Linked DNA regions of Homo sapiens: region 2 is linked to region 1. The links are chromatin loops, found by intact Hi-C in ENCODE. Cell type or tissue: heart right ventricle. All regions are shown on one strand. Each heading gives the region's core, and the rest is flanking DNA. Links, peaks and the distances in the headings are about the cores only. Region 1 has its middle 62 kb from the start of CDKN2A-AS1. Region 2 holds the start of CDKN2A-AS1 (CDKN2A antisense RNA 1).

Region 1 (15,163 bases), core at 2,384-10,383:
TACTGCCCACAGTAATTTATAGATTCAATGCCATCCCCATCAAGCTACCAATGCCTTTCTTCACAGAATTGGAAAAAACTACTTTAAAGGTCATATGGAACCAAAAAAGAGCCCGCATTGCCAAGTCAATCCTAAGCCAAAAGAACAAAGCTGGAGGCATCACACTACCTGACTTCAAACTATACTACAAGGCTACAGTAACCAAAACAGCATGGTACTGGTACCAAAACAGAGATATAGACCAATGGAACAGAATAGAGCCCGTGGAAATAATACCACACATCTACAACCATCTGATCTTTGACAAACCTGACAAAAACAAGAAATGGGGAAAGGATTCCCTATTTAATAAATGATGCTGGGAAAACTGGCTAGCCATATGTAGAAAGCTGAACCTGGATCCCTTCCTTACACCTTATGCAAAAATTAATTCAAGGTGGATTAAAGACTTAAACGTTAGACCTAAAACCATAAAAACCCTAGATGAAAACCTAGGCAATACCATTCAGGACACAGGCATGGGCAAGGACTTCATGACTACAACACCAAAAGCAATGGCAACAAAAGCCAAAATTGACAAATAGGATCTAATTAAACTAAAGAGCTTCTGCATAGCAAAAGAAACTACTATCAGAGTGAACAGGCAATCTATGGAATGGGAGAAAATTTTTACAATCTACCCATTTGACAAAGGGCTAATATCCAGAATCTACAAAGAACTTAAACAAATTTACAAGAAAAAATCAAACAATGCCATCAAAAATTGGGCAAAGGATATGAACAGGCCCTTTTCAAAAGAATACATTTATGCAGCCAACAGACACATGAAAAAATGTTCATCATCACTGGCCATCAGAGAAATGCAAATCAAAATTACAATGAGATACCATCTCACACCAGTTAGAATGGCGATCATTAAAAAGTCAGGAAACAACAGGTGCTGGAGAGGATGTGGAGAAATAGGAACACTTTTACACTGTTGGTGGGACTGTAAACTAGTTCAACCATTGTGGAAGACAATGTGGCGATTCCTCAAGGATCTAGAACTAGAAATACCATCTGACCCAGCCATCCCATTACTGGGTATATACCCAAAGGATTATAAATCATGCTGTTATAAAGACACATGCACATGTATGTTTATTGTGGCACTATTCACAATAGCAAAGACTTGGAACCAACTTAAATGTCCATCAACAATAGACCTGATAAAGAAAATGTGGCACATATACACCATGGAATACTATGCAGCCATAAAAAAGGATGAGTTCATGTCCTTTGTAGGGACATGGATGAAGCTGGAAACCATCATTCTCAGCAAACTATCCCAAGGACAGAAAACCAAACACTGCATGTTCTCACTCATAGGTGAGAATTGAATAATGAGAACACCTGGACACAGGAAGGGGAACATCACACACCGGGGCCTGTTGTGGGGTGGGGGGAGGGGGGAGGGATAGCATTAGAAGATATACCTAATGTAAATGACAAGTTAACGGGTGCAGCACACCAACATGGCACATGTATACATATGTAACAAACTTGCACGTTGTGCATATGTACCGCATAACTTAAAGTACAATAATGGAAGGAAGGAAGGAGAAGGGGAAGGGGAAGGGGAAGGAGGGGAGGGAAGGAAGGAAAGGAAAGGAAGGAAGGAAAAGAAAGAACTGCCCAAGATTGGGTAATTTATAAAGGAGAGAGGTTCAGTTGACTCACAGTTCAGCATGGCTGGGGAGGCCTCAGGAAACTTACAGTCATGGTGGAAGGTGAACGGGAAGCAAGACACCTTCTTTACAGGGTGGCAGGACAGAGTGAGTGCAAGCAGGGTACATGCCAGATGCTTATAAAACCATCAGATCTTGTGAGACTCACTCATTGTCATGAGAACAACATGGGGAAACCACCCCCATCCAATTATCTCCACCTGGTCCCGCCCTTGACACGTGGGTATTATGCAGATTACAATTCAAGGTGAGATTTGGATGGGAACACAGAGCCAAACCATATCAGTACTGGTACAAAAACAGAAACACAAATCAATGGAACAGAGTAGAGAACCCAGAAATAAAGCTGCACACCTACAATCATCTGATCTTTGACAAAGTTGACAAAAACAAGCAATGGGGAAAGGACTCCCTATTCAATAAATGGTGCTGGGATAACTGGCTAGCCATATACAGAAGACTGAAACTGGACCCCTTCCTTATACCATATACAAAAATCAACTCAGGATGCATTAAACACTTAAATGTAAAACCTAGAACTATAAAAACCCTAGAAGAAAACCTAGGAAATACCATTCTAGACATAGGCCTTGGCAAATATATCATCAGGAAGACTCCAAAAGCAATTGCAACAAGAACAAAAATTGACAAGTGGGACCTAATTAAACTAAAGATCTTCTGCACAGCAAAAGAAACTATAAACAGATTAAACAGACAACCTACAGAATGGGAGAAAATATTTGTAAGCTATGCAACTGACTCTAATATCCAGAATCTATAAGGAACTTAAACAAATTAACAAGGAAAAAAATTTAAAAATGGGCAAACGAAATGAACAGACACTTTTCCAAAGAAGATGTACATGCAGCCAACAAGCATATGACAAAAATGCTCAACATCACTAATAATTAAACAAATACAAATCAAAGCCACAATGAAATACCATATCACACCAGTCAGAATGGCTACTATTAAAAAGCCAAAAATATCAGAAGCTGGTGAGATTGCAGGGAAAATGGGACACTAATACACTGCTGGTGGGAATGTAAATTAGTTCAGCCACTGTGGAAAGCGGTTTGGAGATTTCTCAAAGGATTTAAAAACAAAACTACCATTCAACCCAGCAATCCCATTACTGGGTATATACCCAAACGAATATAAACTGTTCAACCATAAAGACTCATGCATGCTTATGTTCATCACAGCACTATTCACAATAGCAAAGACATGGAATCAACCTTGATGCCCATCAACAGTGGACTGGGTAAAGAAAAAGAGGTAAATATACATCACGCAATACTATGCAGCCATGAGAAAGAACAAAATAATGTCTTTTGCAGCAGCATGGATGTAGCTGGAGACTATTATCCTAAGTAAACTAACGCAAGAACAGAAAACCAAATACCTCATATTCTCACTTATAAGTAGAAGCTAAACACTGAGTACACATGAACACAAAGAAGGGAACAACTGATGCCAAGGCCCACCTAAGGATGCAGAGTGAGAGGAGAGTTAGGATTGAAAAACTACCTCTTAGGTACTATGCTTATTACCTGGGTGATGGAATAATCTGTATACCAAACTCCATGACATACAGTTTACCATTGTAACACACCTGCACAGGCATCCCTAAAACAAAACTTGTAAAGAAAATACCAAAATACACATTGACAAAAGAAAAAGAAGATACTAAAGACAACCTAAATAAAGAGAGGTCTTCATAGATGGAAAGGCTCAATGTTACAAAAATGTTAGTTCTCCTTAATATAAACTATCCAATACAATTCCAGTTTAAAAAATTGAAGAGTTGAGCCTTTTAAATTTTTTTAGTATTCATAACAAAAACAATTTTAAGTTTAATAGCACAGGAGGAAAAGTAATGAAGCTTGAAAATTAAAAGGGATACAGAATCCTAATGACACTTTGATTGACTATCTCATAAAGAATCAGACATCAGGCACAGAAAATTGCCACATTTTAGATTCTTGGCTACTTGCATTTTGCTAGTTTTTCATATGATTATTAACTATAAAACCTATAAACGAGCTTTTATTAGGAATCAAAGAAAGGGAATAAAGGACTAGGGAGGATACCTCAACCTCCTTTGCCAGGTGTATGGAGTTTTTAAAAAAGGTTAGTAGCAGCTATAAGGGCAAAGGAAAACAACTGAGTCTCAGGGGTTTGCCACAAGGAGGAAATGAGGTTATGAGGAACCCACATGGGCCTGGAGAAGCTTGTGACATTTTCTCATAGGCTATTTACAGCCAATGCCATCACAATACAAATAAATTTAAAACAGTGAAGAAAAACAGAAGTAAGCTAGTTTTACTGATTGTAGAGATTACTCTGTGTGCTATGATCAAGTTCCAAATTTGTTTGAGTTTTCTAGCTGCTAGAAATAACAAAAAGGAAAATATGACAAATGTTACAGTGTTCAAAAGTAGAAATGAGGCAACATGTTAAGTCCACATGAAATCCCTAAGTAGAATGTATGAGAAATAGCTTTCAGTCTGGGTTCCTACAGGCAAGGAACAGGTGCCATCTCCAGCTGAGTCAAGCAAAAGAGTAATTCGCTAAACGATATTGCAATAGCTCACAAAATCTACTAGGAAGAACTGAAGTAGAGGCTCAAGGCTAAGCCACTAGGAAAGACACACTGAAGCATGTTTTAGAATTGGTCTGGAGATAAAACAGCTTCCTCCAGTTCCACAGATACTACCATTTCCACCTGCTAAGCTAGTGTCCCTTCAAACCCTTGTTTCCTGTAGCTCATGAGTCAGATCCCATCTGGTAGCATTTAGTTCAGAGTCTTAAGTCGCATGCCTATGCCCTACCTGCAAAAGAGGAAGGAAAAGTAAGCATCTGGTATTTTTAGCTCCTATAATGGATCATCCACACTTAGCACATGTCTGTAATACTATGAATTCCCCAAACATAAAAACTAGTTATACTGGTACACAACCAAAACAACATGACAAATGTGACAATAACCATACACCATCCACTTTCAAGTTTTCTACATAACCAGTGAAGTCAATCCTTAGAGGGACTTAAATTAAGATTACAAATTGTTACTTGTTCCCTTATGAACTTTCTGACCTAAGTATTCTCAATCCAATAATGTAGTTATAATCCTGCATTTATTTACTGTTTTCATCAGGGTTTTTAATACATCCATATATGTAACTTTCTTGGATCAATTTAACTTGGTCTAGGTTATTCTTGGATCTACCAGAACAGAACCCAGAATGCCTGGAGGTGTGGATAGAATAGAAAATCTCTTTTATTACCTTTAAGGGCTGTTAAACAAAACTGAATTCACCAGTTACAAAAGCAAATGATTAAGGTAAGAACAGAAATATCAACACATTATGCTTGTTTACTTTAAAATGAAACTATCTTCTATATAAATAAAAACTGAAATTCCCACCAAAATGTAAAGAATTTAAAAGGTAAATTGTAAACATTATAAAAAGGCATTGTGGAAAAGATGAATTCAACTAAATGTGCAGCTATCTGAAAATGAGGCTGTGTTGTCTTCTCCTTAAGTATAGTGATTACAAATGAGGAAGGAGGATTGGAGGATTTCCGGCTGCTTTCTGTAGCATTGAATGGGGCCTGCTTTGTTAGATGACTTCAATTGCAGGATATTTCAGAAGGTGGATACATGGACTATACTATATTTAGACTCCAGCTGCCAGTGAGTCTGGGGGAGGCATACTTAGGCTTGCTGCAAAACGACGATCCATGGCTTTCGTGAACAAGTTATCCTGAAATATATGACAAAAGATTTTTTTTTAAAAATCTTCAGGCCCAACTCAGAAACATCCTTTACTGATAATATGCAAAGGAGAATTTCCAGAAGAAAATGCTTCTGGATAGAGGAGATGGAAAATATTGAACAGAGTTGTTGGGAGAAGAAAGTCCTTTTCAACTTCTCACATTGCTGCCATCTGTCCTAGAGACACTCTGAGCTACCCCCATAACATCATTAAAACCACTTCTCTGGGGGTCTTGCTCTGTTGAACCCAGGCACTGTATGAGTCATTTCCTGAAAATATTGAACAGACTCATTGGGAGAAGACAATCCTTTTCAGCTTCTCACATTGCTGCTCCTGTTCCAGAGACACTCTGAGCTACCCTTATAATGAAATGCGAAAAGTTCCCTTGTCACTCTCAAAGGGCATGCGATGAGGGAGTGGCTCGCTGCTGCTCAAACCTCTAGGGAAGCATACAGATGGGCAGGTTGCGGAGCTCCGACCCCATGGCAGTGTCTAGGGGTGAATATTTACAGCTCCTGAAGCCCTAGTGGGCATGAGTTACAGGGTGCTCTTTTAGTTTAGCTGTCTGTAGGCGGCTTGTGTTAGCTCAAGTAGACCCCCTTTCTTATCACAAGGACAGAGGATTTCTGTATCCCGGGTTCTTGCCTTGATGTACTGGAAGAATCACACGTGGACTTGGAGAATTAGTGCAAGGTTTTATTAAGTAGAAGTAGCTCTCAGCAGATGGGGGAGCCAGAAAGGAGAATGGTTTTCCCCTTGGGTCAGGCCACTCGGCAGCCTGGGCGGCCTGGGCTGTCCTCCGACTGCCCTGGCCAAACTCCAAGGCGTTCTGCTGGTCAGTGGCCTGCCAGTGTGCTGGTGCCTGCTGATGTGCTCCTCTCAACATCCAGCTGCCTGTGTGTTCCTCTGCTGATGTGGTCCTCTCCACGTTCAGCCGCCTGTGTATCTGCCTGCGAGGGTGTCAGGCACAGGATTAGAGGTATGGCAGGCCAGGGTGGTCTTGGGAAATGCAACATTTGCGCAGGAAAACAAAAATGCCTGTCCTCGCCCAGGTCATTGGGGTGGAGCCCTAGCCAGGGACCACGACCTCCTCCTCTACCCAGCATTTCCCTTCCCCACTTCCGTATCATTTAAAGGGACCATGCTCTTCCCTTCCCAGCACTCCCATATCAATAGTATCATCAAAAACCACTTCTCTGCTGGTCGTACTCTGTTGAACACAGACACTGTATAAGTCACTTTCTACCACCAATCCAGACAGGCCTCAGTCATTGTTGAACAGCATGAACAAATTATCATGACTCACTAAAAAGAAAAATATATCAGCCAGTATGAAACAGAGAAAACAGGGCAAAAAGAGATTTATCTGACTCATGAGATTGTTTTAGTTGTTGTTGCTGATTAGTAAGGTTTTTTAACACCAAATTTTTCAGCATATAATTGTCTCGATCTACTTAGAACATCATTAAAGTCAACATAATTTGTCCAGGGATTGTAATTTTATGGTGGAAAATGTCCAAAATTGCTTATAGCTATTATCATTAAGTTTTTACCTACTCATTATTCCTTAGTGAATATGAAATGGGAGAAGTGTTCTCTTATCCTTCTCACAGGGTATGTGACGGGGTGTGGCTCACTTCTTTGGTATCCCGCTGCTCAAACCTCTAGGGGGAGCATTTTTGGGGCTCCAACTCCATGGCAGTGTCTAGAGTTGTTTACAGCTCCTAAAGCCCCAGTGGGCGTGTGTTACAGTGTGCTCTTTTAGTTTTGCCATCTGCAGGCAGCTTGTGTTAATCAGCTCAATTAGACCCTCCACCTTATTGCAAGGACAGAGGGTTTTCTGTATCCTGGGTTCCTTCCCTAGTGTATTGGAAAAATCAGATCACACGTGGGCTTGGAGAATGAGTGCATGAGTGCAAGGTTTTATTGAGTCGTGGAAGTAGCTCTCAGCAGATGGGTGGTGAGCCAGAAGGGGAATGGAGTGTCTTAGCGTCCAGTTGCCTGTGTGTGTGCCCGCTAGGGTTTCGGGGGTTTTTACAGGCACAGGATGGGGGGCGTGGCATTTCCCTGCCCCCCTCCCTGTATCAAATAGACTGCAGTTTAAACATAAGGCAATAAATTAAAACCAGCATAAATTGAAAAAAAGTTTAAATTAGTTATGTTTCTCCCCTGCAAACTTAAAAAACACACACACATAAAATCACTGTCTTTTCCAGGAACATGGAAGACTAGAAAATATAAAATTTTTTCACTACAGGAGGTTAGAAATGCTGGACAAAATGTAGCAAACACTGTGTTAAGTGCATAGGTGAGAGTTCAGGAAAGTGAAATAATTCCCAAGTGACCCAAAACAAGAGGGAACTGAAAAACAGCACTAAGAGAGAAAGAAGGAGCTTCTGTTACTAGGAATCAAGATTTGGGTTATACCTGCTGCTCCCTGATGGAGACAAGACTTTCTGAGACTAAGAAAATAAGGACTCAGAATTGAAATCCCTACACAGAACCAGATCATTTGGAGAGCTATACAATGATGGCAAGGAGATCCTAGAAAATACTGCAAAGGGAGATGACAACACTTATATTACCATAGTGGCTTTGGGTGGGGAGAAATATTTTGTGTAAAAGGCAGCTTTCAAGTGGGTTTGGTATTTATTTTAGTTACATGGTATGAGTACCTTCAAGCTGAGAAATTAACTGAATAACTGGTTACAAATTGGCAGTATTTTTGTGAGGCCAGAAAGAAACAAACAGAAGCAAAACATTTCTAAAGAATTCACCTAAAACCCAGACTACACAAGATTTCTATAGGTAAAACACTTCTTAAAATGAACTTGTCTTCCAAAATACAAAACTCAAGAAGGAACAATCTTCCACGCACAAATGTTAGCAGAAGAAGAGATAGAATTATCAGCTCAAATTTCCAAATAAGGATAAGATGTCAAAGCAGGAAATGAAAACGGGATAAAAGAAAATATGTATATATGTTTTTAAAATATACTTTAGAAAACAAAGTAGAATTGAAGACGTGAAAAAAAACATTAAAAATAAAAATCATTGAAAGGGTTAAACGTCAGACTGAACACAACTGAAGAGAGAATTTGTTAACTGGATAATGGATTTGAAGAAGTTACCCAGAATGCACGAGAGGAGAGAGGAGGAGAGCAGAGAGGGGAGAGAGGAGGAGAGCAGAGAGGAGAGAGAAGATGCAAGAGGACTGAAGGGCTGACATAAAATCTACTAAGAGGGCCAGACAGAAAGAACAGAGAAAATGGAGGATTAGTGGGCAATATTTGAAGGAAATTCAATGAATGAAAATCTTTGCCAAATTATAGAAACACTTAAATACTTAGATTTAGAAAAGAAAGTAAGTTCCAAGCTGGAGGAATGAAATTAATTTAGCTTAAATTAAAAGCAACTAAAGATAAAATGATAATGATTATCTATAAAAGAACATTTATTGGTATAACAGCAATTATTTATGTCAGTAGCAGTAATACAGATATAAATTAATGGAAACAATTACCAGAATATAGAGTAAAACATGCCCTTTGATTTTAAAAATAAATGCTTTTTGCCAAGAAAAAAGATGGAATCATCTCCTGTCAAAGAATGCTTGGCAGTAATTCAGTAAATTAACAGAATGTCCTGGAAACTGAAAGATGAACCCAGTAATTCTAAACTGTATGTCATAGTTATTTTCCACCAACTAAGGGTATATGATTGTATGAAGGAATGTGGTTGGGTTAAGGGAGGTGAGTGGGTATGCTTATTGAAGAAATAGCATGTGATGACAAAGCACAATCCCAGATGTTGAAGTCATTTCATCTAGAGTTTGGATATTTAGACTATGTGAACCCGGTGGTGGTCAGTAGTGTTTAACTTATATTAGGTTCTAATGCACTAACCTGTAAAGGCTGTGACATAATGCTCTTAGTGATTAAATAGTTTGTATATAAGGCTAGGCGCGATGGCTTTTGCCTATAACCCCAGCACTTTGGGAGGCCAAGGCAGGCCGAGGTGGGCAGATTGCTTGAGCTCAGGAGTTCAAGACCAGCCTAGCCAACATGGCAACAACCCATCTCTACAAAAACCTACAAAAATTAGCTGGGCATGATGGCAGGTGCTGTAGTCTCAGCTACTCAGGAGGCTGAAGCGAGAGGATGGCTTGAGCCTGGGAGGCTGAGGTTGCAGTGAGCTAAGATAGCACCACTGCACTGCAGCCTGTGTGAAAGAGTCAGAGCCTGTCTCAAAAACAACAACAAAAAAAATTATTTGTATGTAATAAACCAAAGCTAGCAATGTGTTTCACATACTTTCCTTAAATTTCAGGGATATCCTTTCTCATAAATAATACCTGTGTGGGTGTTTTTTTTTTACTACAAAAGTAATTCCTGGTGGTCATAGAAAATCTGAAAGACATATATAAGTCACAAGAAAAAATTTTAAATTTCCTTTACTCTTACCACCCAGAGAAAATATTGGTCAGCCTTTTAGGACATTTTAAGTTGATTTTAATTTTTTTAATTCAACTTTGTATTTCAAGATAATTGCTAACATGCAAGTCTCAAATAATAGACTGATCTTGGGCACCCTTTACCCAGTTTCTCCCAATGGTAACATCTTTAGTACCTTTAGTATAGAAAAACTATAGTACATTCAATGGTAGGCTGTCACAGAAAAAAAAGGAAAAGAAAAGCTATAGTACAATATCACAGCCATGATATTAACATTGATATAGTCAAGATACAGAACATTTCATTCACCACAAGGATCCCTGAAGTTGTTCTTTGATAGTCACACTCACTTTCCTTCTTCCCTCACTCCTTCCTTAATCCTGGTAACCACTGATTCTTTCTCCATGTCTATACTTTCATCATTTCAATAATGTTATATAAAATGGAATCATACAGTATGTAACATTTTGGGATTGACTTTTTTGTTTAGCATAACTCTGTGGAGATTCACCTAGATTGTTGCCTGTATCAATATTTTTATTCCATTCTATTGCTAAATAGTGTTGTATGGTATGGATATGTGTAACCATTCACTTGTTGGAGGACATTTGTGTGTTTCCAGTTTTTGATTACGGTAAGTAAAGTTGCTATAAATATTCATGTTCAGGTTTTTTGTGTTAAATGTGTTAATTTCTATGAGATAAATGCCCAGAAGTGAAATTGCTGGGTCATATGGTAGTTGCATGTTTAGTTTCTTAACAAGCTCCAACTTCATATCATTACATTTGAAGTAAGTTTCTTATATAGTAGATCATGTTTTTAAATCCGCTCTGACAATCTCTGTCTTTTAATTTGTGTAGTTAGAATAGTGTTATGACTTAACACTGACATTTTTTGTTGTTTTCCTCTATTTGTTTTCTCTAGTTTTTGTTTTAGTTTTCCTTTTCTTGCTTCCCTACAGGTTACTTGAATATTTTAAAACTTTATTTTAATTTAGGTACAGTGTTTTTGAGCATATGTCTTTGTATAGCTTTTTTAGTGATATTAAATTATACTTGATATTACATTATATATACATAACTTATCACAGTCTATTGTGTCATTATTTTGAATGAAATATGGAAGTCTCATCTCTTTATATTCCCTTCCCCTTCCCCATTTATAGTATAATTATTATAACTATTTCCTGCCCATATATTTGGAACCACATCAATCAGTGTTATAACTTTTGCTTAATCTGGTAAACATAACAACAAAATTTAAGAAGAAAAGGAAAACTAATTACATTTATGCATATTTTTGTGTACTATCTTTATTCCTTCTTGCTGTTTTGAGGCTCCTTCTTTCATCATTCCTTTTCTGTTTAGAAAAATTCCTTTAGCCTAAAAGGAGTAGGTCTGCTAGTGACAAATTATCTTAGTTTCCCTTTAACTGAGAATGTCTTAATTTTCCCTTCAGTTCTGAAGTATATTTTTACTGGGTATAGGATTCTGGGTTGACAATTCTTTTCTTTTAGCATTTAAAAAAAATATTGTGCCACTTCCTTCCTGCCGTGAATAAGACATTTATATTGCTGATGTTAAGGAATAAGAGAAATATCCAATGTTGAAAGAGAGTGCAAGAGAATGTATATAGTCCATATAGAATTAAATCTGTGTCATGGTGGGGTACTCTATAATGGTTTTGCTGTTCAGTATAGAGCTTGGGCATTCTCAAATTTAATCTTCATGCATTAAGCTATTCAAAACCAACTACAAACATGCTTGATATGTAGTGTGTTATATTTCTAAGGCATATATTTACCTTGTGGTGTTATGAATTTGTTGTGTAAGAGGCATACTAAGCTAATAAGTAAGCCTAGATGCCCATTCAGTGTAGAATCTATGTGGCCTGAAAAGGGAGAGAAAGATTAATGGTAAGTATTAAAATAACTGTGCTAAGCATAAAAATAGCTAACATTCATTTAACACTTTCCATGTGCCAGATAGTATGGCATTCATTTAACAGGTGTTAACTATTTTTATTCTCACAATACATTGTTTGAGGCAGATAATACTAATTTCCCCACTTTATAGATGAGAAAACTAAAGCTCGGGATGTTATGTAACTTGCCCAAGCCACACATAATAACAGTGGCATAACCAGAATTCAGAATTTAAATCCATACAGTCTGTCTTTGATTCCATGCTGTCTATCCTGTTTAACTTTTACATGACAAAGATATCTTTTACAGCATTAAATTGCACCAGGGAACTCTAACCCATCTGGCCCGGGTCAGAAAAGGGACAAAATGTCAACTTTTAAGTATTCAAAAATGGTATTTGTTTCTTTCATTTATTCATTTGCTATGTAGCAATCACCATTGTATAATATCTCCATAAGAAGATATTGTTTGAAAGGAAATCCATCATTTATTAAAAATATGTATAAAACACTTACAATGGGCCAGGCATTGTTCTAAGTAGATAAGATACATAAATTACCAAAACACACAAAGATTCACACCATTAAAGAGTTTGTATCTTAGCATGAGGGAGGAAGAAAATAAACAATAGCTAAAAAAAAAGAAATAAATTATATAGTATATTTGAAAGTGAAGATGAAAAAAATAAAACTAGTGTAGGTAAGTGTGATCATCAGAGAAGCAAGCAACATTAAATGGGGTGGTCACTATTGGAAGATGACATATGATGATGAGAGAATTTGTCTTTGAGGAAGATTCCAGCTAGAGAAGACAATTCTATATCCCTAAATTGGGAAAGCACATGCATGCCTGAAGACTGGCAAGAGGGCTAGTGTATGGAAGTAAATGATCCCGTGAAAGAGTAGTAGGAAATAAAGTAAAAGAGACATGTATAATCATGAAAATCACTGAAAGGTTTGGAGATATTGTGGGGGGAGTCCTTGTTTGTTGGTTTTTTAATAGCAGTGATATAATTCACATATCATAAAGTTTATAAAGTATACAATTCAGTAGTTTATATATATTCACACAGGTGTGCTACCAGTATCACAGTCCAACTCCAGAGTATTTCCATCGCTCTCCAAAATCACCATATCTATTAGCAACCACTCTTCAAGTCCGCATCCCCCAGCCTTTGGAAACCACAGATTTCCTCACCGCCTCTAAGAAATTGCCTATTTTGAGGCTCAAAGTAAAGGGTTGGAGGAAGATCTACCAACCAAATGGAAAACAAAAAAAGGCAGGGGTTGCAATCCTAGTCTCTCATAAAACAGACTTTAAACCAACAAAGATCAAAAGAGACAAAGAAGGCCATTACATAATGGTAAAGGGATCAATTCAACAAGAAGAGCTAACTATCCTAAATATATATGCACCCAATACAGGAGCACTCAGATTCATAAAGCAAGTCCTTAGAGACCTACAAAGAGACTTAGACTCCCACACAGTAATAATGGGAGACTTTAACACCCCACTATCAACATTAGACAGATCAATGAGACAAAGTTAACAAGGATATCCAGGAATTGAATTCAGCTCTGCACCAAGCAGACCTAATAGACATCTACAGAACTCTCCACCCCAAATCAACAGAATATACATTCTTCTCAGCACCACACTGCACCTATTCCAAAATTGACCACATAGTTGGAAGTAAAGCACTCCTCAGCAAATGTAAAAGAACAGAAATTATAATAAACTGTCTCTCAGACCACAGTGCAATCAAACTAGAACTCAGGATTAAGAAACTCACACAAAACCGCTCAACTACATGTAAACTGAAGAACCTGCTCCTGAATGACTACTGGGTACATAACGAAATGAAGGCAGAAATAAAAATGTTCTTTGAAACCAACGAGAACAAAGACACAACATACCAGAATCTCTGTGACACATTTAAAACAGTGTGTAGAGGGAAATTTATAGCGCTGAATGCCCACAAGAGAAAGCAGGAAAGATCTAAAATTGACACCCTAACATCACAATTAAAAGAACTAGAGAAGGAAGAGCAAACACATTCAAAAGCTAGCAGAAGGCAAGAAATAACCAAGATGGGAGCAGAACTGAAGGAGATAGAGACACAAAAAACCCATCAAAAAAATCAATGAATCCAGGAGCTGGTTTTTTGAAAAGATCAACAAAATTGATGGACCACTAGCAAGACTGATAAGGAAGAAAAGAGAGAAGAATCAAATAGATGAAATAAAAACTGATAAAGGGAGTATCAAGACCGATCCCACAGAAATACAAACTACCATCAGAGAATACTATAAACACCTCTACGCAAATAAACTAGAAAATCTAGAAGAAATGGATAAATTCCTCGACACATACACCCTCCCAAGACTAAACCAGGAAGAAGTTGAATCTCTGAATAGACCAATAACAGGCTCTGAAATTGAGGCAATAATTAATAGCTTACCAACCAAAAAACAGTCCAGGACCAGACAGATTCACAGCCGAATTCTACCAGAGGTACAAAGAGGAGCTGGTACCATTCCTTCTGAAACTATTCCAATCAACAGAAAAAGAGGGAATCCTCCCTAACTCATTTTATGAGGCCAGCATCATCCTGATACCAAAGCCTGGCAGAGACACAACAAAAAAAGAGAATTTTAGACCAATATTCCTGGTGAACATCGATGCAAAAATCCTCAATAAAATACTGGCAAACCGAATCCAGCAGCACATCCAAAAGCTTAATCACCATGATCAAGTGGGCTTCATCCCTGGGATGCAAGGCTGGTTCAACATACACAAATCAATAAACGTAATCCACCATATAAACATAACCAAAGACAAAAACCACATGATTATCTCAATAGATGCAGAAAAGACCTTCGATAAAATTGAACAGCGCTTCATGCTAAAAACTCTCCATAAGCTAGGTATTGTTGGGATGTATCTCAAAATAATAAGAGCTATTTATGACAAACCCACAGCCAGTATCATACTGAATGGGCAAAAACTGGAAGCATTCTCTTTGAAAACTGGCACAAGACAGGGGTGCCCTCTCTCACCACTCCTATTCAACATAGTGTTGGAAGTTCTGGCCAGGGCAATCAGGCAGGAGAAAGATATAAAGGGTATTCACTTAGGAAAAGAAGAAGTCAAATTGTCCCTGTTTGCAGATAACCTGATTGTATATCTAGAAAACCCCATCGTCTCAGTCCAAAATCTCGTTAAGCTGATAAGCAACTTCAGCAAAGTCTCAGGATACAAAATCAATGTACAAAA
Region 2 (15,163 bases), core at 6,000-13,999, 61 kb after region 1:
ACTTAAATCAGAGCTTGAGTTATTGTTTTGTTGATTTTCTACTTTAAAAAGATGGATGTGCTTAATAACCGGCCTTAAAAAGATGGGGGAAAATGTTATCACGGTTAATACTGTAGGTTAAGCTCTAAAATGTTTGTAGCTGTTACATTTGAATAGCACAAAATATTGAGGAATATTCTTTAAGTGTTTGAAAACAGTTTTAAACTCAGCAAAGAGGTTAACTGATATTGTTAACAAGATTCAACTTCATTCAATTCTATTGTTATACTCTCATCTTACTCGTCAATATAAATGAAAATGTCAATTGATATTCATTTGAGAGTTACTCTCATTTGTTAATTGCAACCATAGGTTAACTAAAGATACAAGAGTTTGGCTAAATCAGTGAGAACATTGTATGAGAATAAGTTCATTATACAGAATAGAGAATATTATATATTTTATTATTATTTGTAAGTTTTGTATTACATATCCTTTATGTCAGTAAAATTTATAATAAACATGTACATATTTATTTTTTGCAGTTTGTTATTAAACAGTTACTAGCAAATTGCTATGTACACACATTCCTTATCAAAAATGTGGGAATTATTTGCAACATAAATGAGAACATATGAGGTTATACGTAGTAGGTACAATCTTAAAGAGACAAACCACAAGTATGATTGATACTTCCACTAGACATCTTGTCAAGAGAATTATATTCCCAAATAAGTATCACCAAAAATTTTGTTGAAACTAGACCTTTCCACAAGCTATGGGCTCCTATAAATACATATTTTTACCAGAGTTTCTTCATCTAATTAGGTTTTTAAATTGTGGTAAGAATAAGATACAGATAAATGAATTAGATGCAGCCTGGCCAATATGGTGAAACCCCATCTCTACTAAAAATACAAAAATTAGCTGGGTGTGGTGGCAGACGCCTGTAATCCCAGCTACTCGGGAGGCTGAGGCAGAAGAATTGCTGGGAGCCGGGAGGCAGAGGTTGCAGTGAGCTGAGATTGCGCCACTGCACTCCAGCCTGGGCGACAGAGCGAGACTCCAACTCTTAAAAAAAAAAAAAAACAAATCAATTAGATGTATTAATTAGGAATCTGCTATGAACTGAATTGTGTTCCCCCAAGATTTACATGTTGAAGCGCTAACCTCCAATGTGGCAATATTTACAGATCGGGCCTTTAAAGAGGTAATTGAGGCTACAAGAGGTTGTAAGGGTGGAGCCCTAATCCAGTAGAACTGGAGTCTTTACAAGAGGAAGACACACCAAAGGTGCATGGGCACAGAGAAAAGGCCATGTAAGGACACAGTGGGAAGGGGCCATCTACAAGCCAATGAGAGAGGCCTCAGGAGAAACCAAATCTGTCAACATCAACATCTTGATCTTGTACTTCCAGCCTCCAGACTATGAAAAAACAACTATTGTTTGAGCCGCCCTGTCTGTGGTATACCATGTACCATGGTGTTTGTAGGGAAGCCCTAGTAAACTAAAACAAAATCTTAGATTGTAAGTAATAGAAATCAACTGTAGGTAGATTATAGCAGAAAGAGGACAGAAATGCAGGTAAAAGTTACAACTGGAAACTGCAGTGCTATAGGAAGCCCAAGATGTTCTCTTTTTCTGTATCTCCTCTCTGCTATAGCCTATCTATTTTATTCTGAACATCTTTATTCCACACATCTTTATTCCACAGCTATACTGTCCAATATGATAGTCACAAGGAACATGCGGCTTTTTAAATTTAATAAAATTCAGTTCTTCAGTCACATTAAAGATATTGCAAATATTAAATAGCTACATATGGCTACTGTGTTGGACACTGTAGATATAGCACACCTCCATCATTGTAGATAGTTCTTTTGGACAGCACTGGATTATAGGATTACCAGAGATCAAGGTAAACTTCCCTTGAAGTTGAAGGTAAACTTCCATTTAACCATTAGGACACCTCAGCTGTATCACTCCCTTTTAAGGCCTATATTTAGTTTTGAATTTATAATTTTTTATCATTTTTCTTAGGGACTGATATCACCAGTGACCTCTAGGGAAAGGATTAGTAGTGAGGAGAAACATTATTTTGTATTGTTTGAATGTAAATACATCCATGTACAAACTGCATAATATTTTTTAAGGTATTGGAGTTTTGTATTGCTCATCATTGTATCCAAACACCCAGTATAGTACCTTAACAGGTAATGTTAGGAAGTCGAAGAGATGGACATACGGTTAATGCTAAATCCTGTGATGGTGAGAAGATGCTCTGGTTATGCCTAATTCTTTCTGCTTCAAGCCCAGCTAGGTCTGGGAATTGCTTGGGGAAACTGGAAGCCTGAACCAGAGGACTGTGTGCATGTGTGCATGCGTGCGTGCGTGTGTGTGTACTGGTAGGTAATAAATAACTACTGTGTATCTGACACTATGGTAGTTTATACTTTTTATGTCTACTCTAAACAACAACACTACAAAGTAGTCACCCTTGTACCCATTTTATAAATGAGGAAACTAAGACTAACTCATTTATCCTGGTGTGTTCTTTTTTCTTTTCCTGTTAGTGCAATTTGACAGTTACACAATTGTTACTAAATAGAATGTAGCCAGTTCTAGAGAAACTTCATTCTACCAGTGTTTATTTTATTATTTTATTTTTTATTAGATAATTCATACTCTTGGATCAAAAACTGGTAGCAAATTGTATTTAGCACGAAGTAAATCTTCCTTCACACACTACCCTCAGGCAACCGTCAACAACTTCTTGTGTGTCTTTACAGAAATATTTTATGTGTATACAACACATATACGAATATTTCTAAAATTTAATTTGGAGTATTTTACATACTCCAAATCTTTTTTTTCACTTGACAATATATCTTGAAAATCATTATATATTACTAGATCTGCTGAATTTCTTTTAATAGCTATATGTTATTTGTTGTAGGAAAGCCTCAAAATTTATTCAAATCCCTACTCATTTATGATTGTTGTTTCATATCTTTTGTTATTACAAAGCTTCAGTGACCATTCCTATAAATAGGCCATTTTGCACATGTGGAAATATATCTGCAGAATAAATTTCTAGAGGTAGAGTTGCTGAGTCAAATTTAAAGGCAAAGAGTCTTTAAACTCTTCATAGATATTGCTAATTTTTATCCATAGATGTTATACAAATATACTTCCCCTCAGCAATGTTTATCCATACCCTTTCCAATACTAAGGGAACCCTTTCTTGTACAAGAGAAAAAGAAAGAAAGAAAAATCAATCTAATTTGCTTATAGGCACCTAAAGATTTTTTTTTTTTTGGCCTTGCCCAGAAGTTATGCATTTCAGTGAACCCTACCCTCACCATCCCCATTTCCTGGAATAATATTAATACTACTTTCCAACTGAAACTCTGAGATCACATTCTTTCTTTTCTATTTTATATAATACTGGCCTACTTTATATATGACTGGGATGGAGGTTGTTCATTCTGCTCATCTGTGTATTATGCAAATTTGCCTCCAAGCAGATTGGCCTCTTGCAACCCTGGTGAGAGGTGACAGCATGCTGGCAGTCCTCAGAGCCCTCGCTTGCACCTCCCCTGCCTGGGCTCCCACTTTGGCGGCATTTGAGGAGCCCTTCAGCCCCCACCTGCACTGTGGGAGCCCCTTTCTGGGCTGGCCAAGGCTGGAGCCCACTCCCTCAGCTTGCAGGGAGGTGTGGAGGGAGAGGCGCGAGCGGGAACCGGGGCTGCGTGCGGCGCTTGCGGGCCAGCTGGAGTTCCGGGTGGGCGTGGGCTTGGCGGCCCCGCACTCAGAGCAGCCAGCCAGCCCCGCTGGCCCCGAGGAATGAGGGACTTAGCACCCGGGCCAGTGGCTGCGGAGAGTGTACTGGATCCCCCAGCAGTGCCGGCCCACCGGCGCTGTGCTCGATTTCTCGCCGGGCCTTAGCTGCCTTCCCGCGGGGCAGGGCTTGGGACCTGCAGCCCGCCATGCCTGAGCCTCCCACCCACTCCATGGGCTCCTGTGCTGCCCGAGCCTCCCCGACGAGCACCACCCCCTGCTCCACGGCGCCCAGTCCCAACGACCACCCAAGGGCTGACGAATGCGAGCGCACGGCGCAGGACTGGCAGGCAGCTCCACCTGCAGCCCTGGTGCAGGATCCACTAGGTGAAGCCAGCTGGGCTCCTGAGTCTGGTGGGGACGTGGAGAACCTTTGTATCTAGTTCAGGGATTGTAAACGCACCAATCAGCGCCCTGACAAAACAGGCCACTGGGCTCTACCAATCAGCAGGATGTGGGTGGGGCCAGATAAGAGAATAAAAGCAGGCTGCCGGAGGCAGCATTGGCAACCCACTCGGGTCCCCTTCTGCACCGTGGAAGTTTTGTTCTTTCACTCTTTGCAATAAATCTTGCTACTGCTCACTCTTTGGGTCCACGCCGCTTTTATGAGCTGTAACACTCAGTGCGAAGATCTGCAGCTTCACTCCTGAGCCCAGCGAGACCACGAGCCCATGGAGAGGAACAAACAACTCCAGACGCGCTGCGTTAAGAGCTGTAACATTCACCGCGAAGGTCTGCAGCTTCACTCCTGAGCCAGCGAGACCAGGAACCCACCAGAAAGAAGAAGCTCCGAACACATCTGAACATCAGAAGGGAGAGACTCCAGACGCGTCATCTTAAGAGCTGTAACACTCACGGCGAAGGTCTGCAGCTTCACTCCTGAGCCAACGAGACCACGAACCCACCAGAAGGAAGAAACTCCGAACACATCTGAACATCAGAAGGGACAGACTCCAGACGCACCACCTTAAGAGCTGTAACACTCACCGCGAGGGTCCGCGGCTTCATTCTTGAAGTCAGTGAGACCAAGAACCCACCAATTCCGGACACACTGGGTCACTTTCTGACTGCACTTTCTTGAAGTATTCGTCTTTGGTCCTGTGGTAGTACCCAGTGGACAACCTCACTTGCCTGTAAACTACTTCCTTGAGGTATTTTCCCTAACAACGTGAAATACATTCCATTTCTCTGCTTGCTCTTTTCATGACTCTCATTTCAATGGTCCTTAGAAAACACTTTTTTTGATTATTATTCAGCTTTGTAATACTTATTTCTTCAGTTCCCCATCCATAAAGTCTTTGATTTAGAGGTCAAATCTGTTTTGCTTTACTATTCCTATCTAAAGCTTGAAAGTATGGTAATTAATAAAAACATTCCACATGTTAAATTAGCTTTAATGTTAGCTTTAAAAGAAGATAGCAGTTAATCAGTCTTGATGACGTAGAGGTTGACAGGTAGAAGGATCCTAAAATTTAATTCCTGGGCTGCTAACTTCAAATCTCATCTGTATCAACAGTTTTCTCACTTAAGTCATTAACATCGAAAATTATTTTATTAAATGATTTATAATTGGGAGAGTACTATTTCTCTTTCTCCCCACCTCCAGTTATGAGAAGATACTTATTCCCAGCTTTTTCTGGGTAGAGCTATTCAATTTTTTTTTTTTTTTTTTTTTTTTTTTTTTTTTTTTTTTTGAGATGGAGTTTCACTCTTGTTACCTAGGCTGGAGTGCAATGCTGCAAAATCTGCTCACTGCAACCTCCACCTCCCAGGTTCAAGCGAGTCTCCTGCCTCAGCTTCTGGGGTAGCTGAGATTACAGGTAAGTGCCCCCACGCCCAGCTAATTTTTGTATTTTTAGAAGAGATGGGGTTTCACCATATTAGTCAGGCTGATCTCGAACTCCTGACCTCATGTGATCCACCCGCTTCTGCCTTCCAAAGTGCTGGGATTGCAGGCGTGAACCACCGCATCCAGCCCAATTTGTTTTTTAAATCTTTTTGGCACTCTACCAAATCACGAAGGCTCTTCTTAGTTAGGGGAACAGAAGGGATTTAGTCTTAATAAATTTTTCTCCATGCCATGGGGAAGACTCTCTCAGAAGGTAGCATCTAGAACAGAACATTGAAAAGTTTATAAACAACACCAGTACTTCATACTTTTGTTTTATCTTCCCTTTGAGATAGACGTTTAGTCCTTTACTGTTATTACCTAGCACAATATCTGGCACACAGTAGGTGGCCACTGATTATTTCTTGAATGAAGTAAGGAATGAGAATATTACCTACAGAGTTAGAGCTCTGCGCATTACTTCCTTCCAGATTTCATACATCTTTTTTTAGTAATGAATGCAAACAGGCTCTGGGGCAGCTACATTATCCTTCTGAATCAAGACAGGGATTTCGCAATGCTTATTTTCAATTTCTTCAGAAATGCCTTAAAGATATTAATGGAGGTAACAACTTAATCTCAAATAGTAATCCATAGACAGAATATGTAACAGCAATGTTCTCTGATCTGTTCTTTGGCTTCTATTCCCTAGAGAAATAGTTCTCTAAGACCAAACAGTCTATAGATAGAATTGTAGCAACAGTCAATTATGATGTTAGCTATTTGAGAGACGGTTGAGAATTCAGAAAAAACTACTGAAATGTTGTAAGACAACTCACTCAAAGAACAGTTCAAATAGTGGAAAAGGGAAATGATGATGTATCCATTTATTTTGTTCTATTTTTTCCAATTTCATAGGATAGCAAATGCTGCCCATTTATTTATTTTTTTATTTTTCATAAGTTATTGGGGTACAGGTGGTGTTTGGTTACATGAGTAAGTTCTTTAGTGGTGACTTGTGAGATATGGGTTCACCCTTCACCTGAGTAGGATACACTGAACCATATTTGTAGTCTTTTATCCCTCGCCCCCTCCATCTCTTCCCCGTAAGTCTCCAAAGTCCATTGTATCATTCTTATGCCTTTGCATTCTCATAGCTTAGCTCCCACATATCAGTGAGAACATACAATGCTTGGTTTTCCATTCCTGAGGTAGTTCACTTAGAATAGTAGTCTCCATTCTCATCCAGGCCACTGCAAATGCTGTTAATTCATTCCTTTTCATGGCTGTGTAGTATTCCATTATATATATATATATATACCACAGTTTCTTTATACACTCATTGATTGATGGGCTTTTGGGTTAGTTGCACGATTTTGCTATTGTGAATTGTGCTGCTATAAACATGCGTATGCAAGTATCTTTTCCAAATAATGATTCCTTTTCCTTTGGGTAGAAACCCAGTAGTGGGATTGCTGGATCAAATGGTAGTTCTACTTTTAGTTCTTTAAGGAATCTCCACACTGTTTTCCATAGTAGCTGTACTTGTTTACATTCCCACCAGTGGTGTAAAGGTGTTCCCTGCTCACCACACCCATGCCAACATCTACTGTTTTTTGATTTTTTGATTATGGCCATTCTTGCAGGAGTATAGCATTGTGGTTTTGATTTGCATTTCTCTGATCATTAGTGATGTTGAGCATTTTTTCATGTTTGTTGGTCAGTTGTATATCTTCTTTTGAGAATTGTCTTTTCATGTCCTTAGCCCACTTTTTGATGAAATTGTTTGTTTTTTTTTCTTACAGATTTGTTTGAGTTCATTGTAGATTCTGGATATCAGTCCTTTGTCAGACGCATAGATTGTGAAGGTTTTCTCCCACTCTGTGGGTTGTCTATTTACTCTGCTGACTGTTCCTTTTGCTGTGGAAAAACTCTTTAGTTTAACTGGGTCCCAGCTACGTACCTTTGATTTTATTGCATTTGCATTTTGGTTCTTGGTCATGAAATCCTTGCCTAGTCAATGTCTAGAAGGGTTTTTCCAATGTTATCGTCTAGAATTTTTATAGTTTCAGGTCTTAGGTTTAAGTCCTTAATCCATCTTGAGTTGATTTTTGTATAAGGTGAGAGATGAGGATCCAGTTTCATTCTCCTATTATGTGGCTAGCCAATTATCCCAGCAACATTTGTTTAAAAGGGTGTCCTTTCCCCGTTTTATATTTTTGTTCGCTGTGTCAAAGATCAGTTGGCTGTAAGTATTTGGGTTTATTTCTGAGTTCTCTGTTCTGTTCCATCAGTCTATGTGCCTATTTTTATACTAGTACATGCTGTTTTGGTGACTGTGCCTTTATAGTATAGTTTGAAAGCAGGTAGCATGATGCCTCCACATTTGTTCTTTTTGCTTAGTCTTACTTTGGCTGTGCAGGCTCTTTTTTGGTTTCATATGAATTTTAGAATTGTTTTTTCTAATTCTGTGAAGAATGATGGTGGTATTTTGATGGGGATTGCATTGAATTTGTAGATTTTTTTGGCGGTATGGTCATTTTCACAATATTGATTCTGCTCATCCATGAGCATGGGATATGTTTCCATTTGTATGTTGTCTATTATTTGTTTCAGCAGTGTTTTGTAGTTTTTCTTGTAGAGGTCTTTTGACTCCCTGGTAAGGCATATTCCTAAGTATTTGATTTGATTTGATTTTTTTTTTTTTTTTTTTGCCGCTACTGTAAAAGGGGTTAAGTTCTTGATTTGATTTTCTGCTTGGTCGCTGTTTGTGTATAGAAGAGCTACTGATTTGTATACACTAATCTTGTATCCAGAAACTTTGCTGAATTCTTTTATCAATTCTAGTAGCTTTCTGGAGGAGTCCTTAGGGTTTTCAAGGTAAACGATCATATCATCAGCAAACAGTGACAGTTTGACTTCCTTTTTACTGATTTGGATACCCTTTTTATTTTTCTCTCTCATCTGATTGCTCTGGCTAGAACTTCCAGTACTATGTTGAAGAGGAGTGGTGAGAGTGGGCATCCTTGTTCCAGTTTTCAGAGGAAATGCTTTCAACTTTTCCCATTCAGTATTATGTTGGCTGTGGGTTTTCATAGATGGCTTTTATTACATTAAGGTATGTCCCTTGTATGCCAATTTTGCTGAGAGTTTTAATCATAACAGGATGCTGAATTTTGTCAAATGCTTTTTCTGCATCTATTGAGATGATCATGTGATGTTTTGTTTTTAATTCTGTTTTCGTGGTGTATCACATATGTTAAATCATCCCTACATTCCTGGTATGAAACCCACTTGATCATGTCATGGTGGATTATTTTTTGATATGTTGTTGGATTCTGTTAGCTAGTATTTTGTTAAGGATTTTAGCATCAATGCCCAACAAGGATATCAATCTGTAGTTTTTAAATGTGCTTTTCTGGACCGGCACGGTGGCTAAGGCCTGTAATCCCAACACTTTGGGAGGTCGAGGAGGGCGGACCACTTGAGGTCAGGAGTTCGAGATCAGCCTGGCCAAAATGGTGAAAATCCGTCTCTACTAAAAAGGTGTTGTGGCGGGCGCCTGTAATCTCAGCTACTGAGGAGGCTGAGGCAGGAGAATCGCTTGCACCCGGGAGGCGGAGGTTGCAGTGAGCCGAGATCGCACCACTGCACTCCAGCCTGGGCGACAGAGAAAGACTCCGTCTCAAAAAAAAAAAAAAAAAAAAAAAAGTTGTTTTCTGCTATTTCCTGAACTTTATTACGTAAATGAGACACGTGAGATCTGGAAGGAGGTGGAGGTGAAGACCCTCCCACCTGGCCTGCATCCAGAGTACTTGGGGTGTGGCACTGGCGTGGGCCCCAGGAAGGATCCCAGCCAGTTTTGGTGCTGGAGGCCCGGCCAAAGGAAGGGCTGCTCTCCCGTCCCGCGGGCTCCGAGGTCGCCGCACCCGGGCGCGCCTGGGCCTCGTCACCCGCGCTCGTGACGCGTGCTTACAAAGGAAACTTTTACAGGTTTCGGTGGGCAGGGCCTTTTATTGCCCTTCTGCTCCACAGCCCCCGTGCTTAATCGGTTGGTTGGGAGGTTTCTTTCGTCCGTGGTTTTGGAAAGTCCCCGCCTCCAAACCGCAGTCCCGCAGTCAGTTCTGCAGCCTCAGGGCCTCGAACAGCCATGCTTAGAATCCGTCCTTCTTTCCTGCTCCATCTACCCTTCCCCTCTGGCTTCTTTTTTTTCACTGGAGAAAGCCCACCCGAGTCTCTCAGCCTGCTTCGGAGGTTACTGCGGCCTCCTCCACGGGTAGTTCTGGGACCCGGGTCTAGTCCGCGGTTCCGGAGCAGGTCCCTCCCTGGAGTCGTCAGGCCCAGTATGCGTGTGCTCAGTGTGCTCGGGAAACACGCGTGGGCTTTAACAGCAGATCTCCATAAAAGGGTCCCGGAGATAGCCTCTGCCTGGCCCGAGGCCCAGTGCCTCAAAGCGGACGCCTTTGCGCTCCCGGAGGTGCTCACACCACAGCGGAGCCTGCTGGCGAGTGGAGCGTAGGACTGCGAACCAGCAATCTCCCGAGAAGCGGCGAGGGGGAGGGGAATGTCTGTGAATCGGTTATCCCTCCCACCCCCAGCAGAAGTCGGGGAAATGGGGGTGGAAGGGGGAAAAAGGGAGAGAACAGGAGTGGGGTTGAGGAAGGGTAAGGAGGAAGGTGAGCTTCCTACAGCTGCGGGGGAAGGTGGAGAAAATTTTCAGGGGGACAGCTGAGTGGTAGAGCTAGCGAGCTTCAGAGAAATGTTGACAGACAGATGCCCAGAAAGTGAGGATGCCGGGCATGGGCACTGCGTACCAGGCACAGGAGATATATGGAGGCAGGAAATTGGCACATCATAAGCATTTGACCATCCTGCCCTAAAACAAAACAAATTGAACAACAACAACAACAAAAGATAATAGCAAAAGTGGCACAGTAGTGAGCTCGCAGGGCCCATTCCTATATAGAAACACAGAAAAATAAGCAAAAGCTGCCAGAATTGACTTCGTGGGAACTCTGGGAAACAGTAAGAAAGTTTTACAGCAACCAAGTGAGTGCTGAACCAAGGCAAAGGTAACTGAAACGCAATGATAGAGAAGAGGGGCAGGGAAGTGTTGGGTAGACAAAGGCGGGTCCCTGGTAAGGGCCCTCCCCTGGGCCTGTGCCCACTGGACCTAGGTGAGGACAGGCACTCCTTCCTTCACGCCCAAATGTTGCATATCCCAAGACCACCCTGTCCCGCCACGCCCCCATCCTTTGCCTATGAAAACCCTGAGACCCTAGCAGGCAGACACACAAGCGGCTCTATGTCCAGAGGAACTCATCGGAGGAACTGGACGTGGAGCGGGGCACCCCAGCGGAAGGGAGCACGCCAGTGGAAGAGCACACTGACAGACCATAGGAGTCAGTCTGTTATATTATCATAGTATAATATTATAAAATTATTATAATACAATAAAAATATAAAAATATAAATAATGTAATAAATATGGATAAAAATAATAATTACATATTTATATTTATATGAGAACACTATGAATAATTTTAAGCCAAAAAACAACTCGATGTTCATCACTGGATGAGTAGACGAGCAATTTCCAGTATATTCATACAATGGAATATGATTCAGCCATAAAATGAAATGAGGTACTGATACATGCTGCAGCAGGAATGAACCCCCAAAACACTACACTTGGTGAAAGAAGCCAGACACGGAAGGTCACATATTGTATGATCCCATTTATAAGAAATATTCAGAATAGGTAAATCCATAGAGACAAAAGGAGTTTTGTAGTTGCCAGGAGTTGGAGGCAAGAAGAGTTTAACAGGTATGCTTAATGGGGCCTCCTATGCAGTTGACGAAAATGTTTTGGGCTAGATAGGAGTGATGGTTGCATAACATTGTACTAAATGCCACTGAATTCTACTCTTTAAAATTTTTAGTTTTATGTTATGTGGCGTGTACCCTAAAAAAAAAAATAGAGGTGCAGTGCTCCAGCACGGGATGAGGCAGCGTGGACAGGAGCATCTCCCAACCTCAGTGAAGTCTGAGCCGCGTGCCTGCAACAATCCCACTGTGGCAGAGAACCGCAGAGTTCCTTCCGGTTTGGCAGCAGTCATTCGCAACCTCACAGCCCTCTGGAACCCCAGCCTGGGGGTCTCAGAACGCCGAGGCGGGGACTGGGAGCCGAGTCGGATTCCGAGACTATGGGCCAGGGTTGGCTGGATTCAGTTACCTGGCTGAGGCCTGGTGAGCAAAATATCCCAAACCTCGCGTGATCTGGAAGGGGAAGCCGGATAAATACGGATCTCCAGATGTGCCAGTCTCGAGTCTATCGATATGAGGTCCCCCTAGAGTTTCTATTCATCATTTTAACCGCATTTCATCGATCTTGAGACACGGCTTTTGATATTTTATCACCTCAAGATAAATAGTGTTAGATGTCTAATAGCAGCGTTTTTCTAAGAGATACATGAAACAACAGTGTCAGAAACGATGCTGTCTTCCATGCGATGAAATTGTTGTAATAGGTGCTCAATAAATGTTGACAATAAATGAGTGAATGAATGAAAATTATTTTATTTTTATTTGAGCTTTGGTTCTGCCATTTGCTAGCAGTGTGACTCAAGAGAAGCCAGTAACCCCCCTGAGCTTCCCTAGTTCACAAAATGCTTGTCATGAAGTCGACAGCTTCCGGAGGCTGCGAGGCTCGCAAGAAATGCCCACATGAATGTGCGCTTAGGGCGTGAGTGCTCACTCCAGAAAACTCCAACACAGTGAAAAGGCAGAAGCGGTGTTTTTCTTTTTTACATTTTTATAAGAATATATAAAAAATGATATAAATGGACATTTACGGTAGTGGGGGAAGGCATATATCTACGTTAAAAGGCAGGACATTTTTAAAAGCTCTATTTTCTAAATGAAAACTACGAAAGCGGGGTGGGTTGTGGCGGGGGCAGTTGTGGCCCTGTAGGACCTTCGGTGACTGATGATCTAAGTTTCCCGAGGTTTCTCAGAGCCTCTCTGGTTCTTTCAATCGGGGATGTCTGCAGAGGGCAGAAAGAAAACAGGCGTTAGAAACCTGAGGTCAAAGATGTGTGGCACATCCCGCCCTCCTCTCTTGCCGTCCCTACCGGCATTGAAATACTTATGGATAAAGTTCTCGCAATGGCTTCACGTGCATGTACCCGCCGCCACCGCTCTCCCACACCTCCCTGGTCCAGCAGCTAGTCCACTGCCCGCCTGGCTGCTCCAGGCGCGCCGACCGCTCAAGCGCTCCAGGTCCACCCGGCGGAGGGCAGAGAAAGCGCGACCGCGCGGCCCGCAGGGTTGCAAGAAGAAAACGAGTGTTATATAATGAGTCTCAGTGGTTGCTCACAATGCCAGGCGCGAAGGCGTGAAGATGTGGCCTTTCCCTTCCCGCATCCCCAGGCATCTTTTGCACCTGGTGCGGAGTGAGCCAGCCAGCTTGCGATAACCAAAGGGCGCCTCAGGCTCTGGCGCTCCTCGGCGGAATCCCGTAGCTTCCCTACGCATGCCTGCTTCTACAAACCCACAAATGGTTTCCGATCATTTCTGAAACAAAATGGATGCTCATTTATTCATGTGCTCTGGCTTCTGCCTTCCTCTCTAATCTCGTTGCGTATGGGCTCCAGCTCGCCGTTCGGTTCTCCCGAGGCAGCATTTACACTTGAGAGTCTCAAGATTATTTTATTCCTGAGGGAGCATTTGCACTTGAAAGTCTCTTTTTACGTTTATTCCTGAGGCAGCATTTGCACTTGAGTTTCTTTCTCCCGTAGCTTGCATTAGATTCTCCGACCACTCTTTAGCTTCTCCTCCTATTCACACTTCATATTTACCCATTGCATTGGTTTTATAAACTCGCTCTCTGAAAATAGATTGTTATCTTCCTTAACGTCTGTTTCCCAGGTCGGGCAAGATAGCTTGGGACTGTAATCCCAGTACTTTAGGAGGAGGAGGGGGGATGATCGCTTGAGCCCAGATAACATGGTGAGACCTTCGTCTCTATTAAACAAACAAACAAACCCAGGCGTCGTGGCGTGCACCTGTGGTCCCAGCTAGTCGGGAGGCTCAGGTGGGAGAACCCCTTGAGCCAGGGAGTTTGAGGCTGCAGTGAGCTGTGATCGCGCCACTGCACTCCAGGTTGGGCAACAGATCGACTCTGTCTCCAAATGTAAACCCCATGAGGGCAAGACTCTTGTTTGGTCTCATTCACCTTGGCGTGCCCACCACCTAGAACAGGGCTGATCACGCAGTAGAATCTAACCATATAATTAATTGTGCTTGAAGAGGGGGTGTTGGGGAGTAAGAGAAGGAAGGGAGGAGGGAAGAAATGAAAGACTTGTGTGTTTGGATTAAATATATTAGGTTTGGTTAAGAGTCGTTCAGTTTATTCATTTGCTTGTGGCCCAATTCAGTAGTTTTACTCCCTCTCCCACTTGGCTCCTCAGGCTTTTTGCTCAGCCCTGGAACCGCGCTGTAATTGGCAGCTCCTTCTAAATCGGGACCCGGATGCTAGCTGTAACTGGAGCCGAAGTCTCCTTCTTCACCTCCCGGGACCTGGATGCTAGCTGTAACTGGAGGGAATTGGCGGGGGGGAGGGGAGGAGGGGCCGAGTAAAGAAGAACTTCGCGTCTTTAACTTCGAAGGTGATTTTGCGTTCTGTATTTACAGCATCTCCAAGCAGAGGGCTTAGAGCTAACTCTTCACCCTGTCCTCCCCAGCTCCCCTATGGCCCAAGGAGCCCAATGCCCCCGTTCTGGGCCAAAATAAGATGGATTTCATAATCTTCAAGGTCATGTTTTACCTTAAATATTCGTGTTAATTCCCGTGTACTGTTTCATATATCTATTTTGTTTCAAAAAAAAATGTTCCTCCCCCCAGAAACAATTGAGTAATGTTGGCAGTTTCAGCAGACAGCTGTGGGAGTAGGGAACTGGGGCCATGGAATGGGGGCGGAGGGAGGATGCTTTGAGATCACAAAAAGGAAAGGCAAGGGCAAGGAGGACCATAATTCTACCTTCATCGCTCAGCGATCTCTTGCACAAGTTTAAGAGGGAAAGGAGCCAACTCCGGTGCACAGACTGCCAGGGTCAGCGAAGTCTTGGTCCTGATGTCCCCAGAACCCCCTGGGGCAGCTCTGGAAAACTCTACCGCATAAAGCGGAGGGTCAGATTAGCTGAGGAGGGTCAGATTAGTTGAGTTGTGCAGAAGAGCCGAGATCGAGAGATCTCCAGATGATGCCACGCACAATTGGGTTTGGAAATCCTGAGGTTGGTCCAGCCAGCTTGGTATGCAAATGAGGAAACAGACCTGGTAAGTGGATGCAACTGGCCCTAGTTTGGAGGAAGAGGGGGCACTAGACCTCTAGCCTCTTGAGTCTTCATTGCTCCGCAGTCTAGGCCTTGAACTAGCAGAGGGTAGGTGTTTGGGTGGTGGTATGCTTTGGGAAGTATAATGTACAAAATGGGCTTTCACGTGCGCAAGTCCATTTC

The links. Hi-C counts contacts between places; a loop is a spot of excess contacts. Peaks named below come from ENCODE experiments on the same cell type or tissue, not always from the same donor. Only the 100,000 strongest peaks of a DNase experiment are listed, where the experiment ranks them.
Region 2: a loop joins it to region 1, with 2.5 times the contacts of the local background. A loop is called at or near these places in 5 of 110 quality-filtered maps.

What each region holds. Positions count from the first base shown.
Region 1 is chr9:21,897,800-21,912,962 of GRCh38, forward strand. It overlaps a transcript of MTAP not described here. Among named protein-coding and RNA genes, the nearest start is that of CDKN2A-AS1, 62 kb to the right of the region's middle. In heart right ventricle, for the core only: no CTCF peak of the experiment used is centred there; no DNase peak of the experiment used is centred there.
Region 2 is chr9:21,955,549-21,970,711 of GRCh38, forward strand. It overlaps CDKN2A (cyclin dependent kinase inhibitor 2A), which reads right to left. Exons shown (of 3, transcript NM_000077.5): 3 at 12,204-12,694. The coding sequence ends at 12,681. It overlaps CDKN2A-AS1 (CDKN2A antisense RNA 1), which reads left to right and starts at 11,591. Exons shown (of 1, transcript NR_024274.1): 1 at 11,591-12,206. RefSeq lists enhancers at 4,241-4,385, 7,361-7,505, 13,344-14,257 and cis regulatory regions at 4,313, 7,431-7,433. In heart right ventricle, for the core only: a CTCF peak has its summit at 10,167; no DNase peak of the experiment used is centred there; H3K4me3 peaks cover 958 bases; H3K27me3 peaks cover 7,569 bases.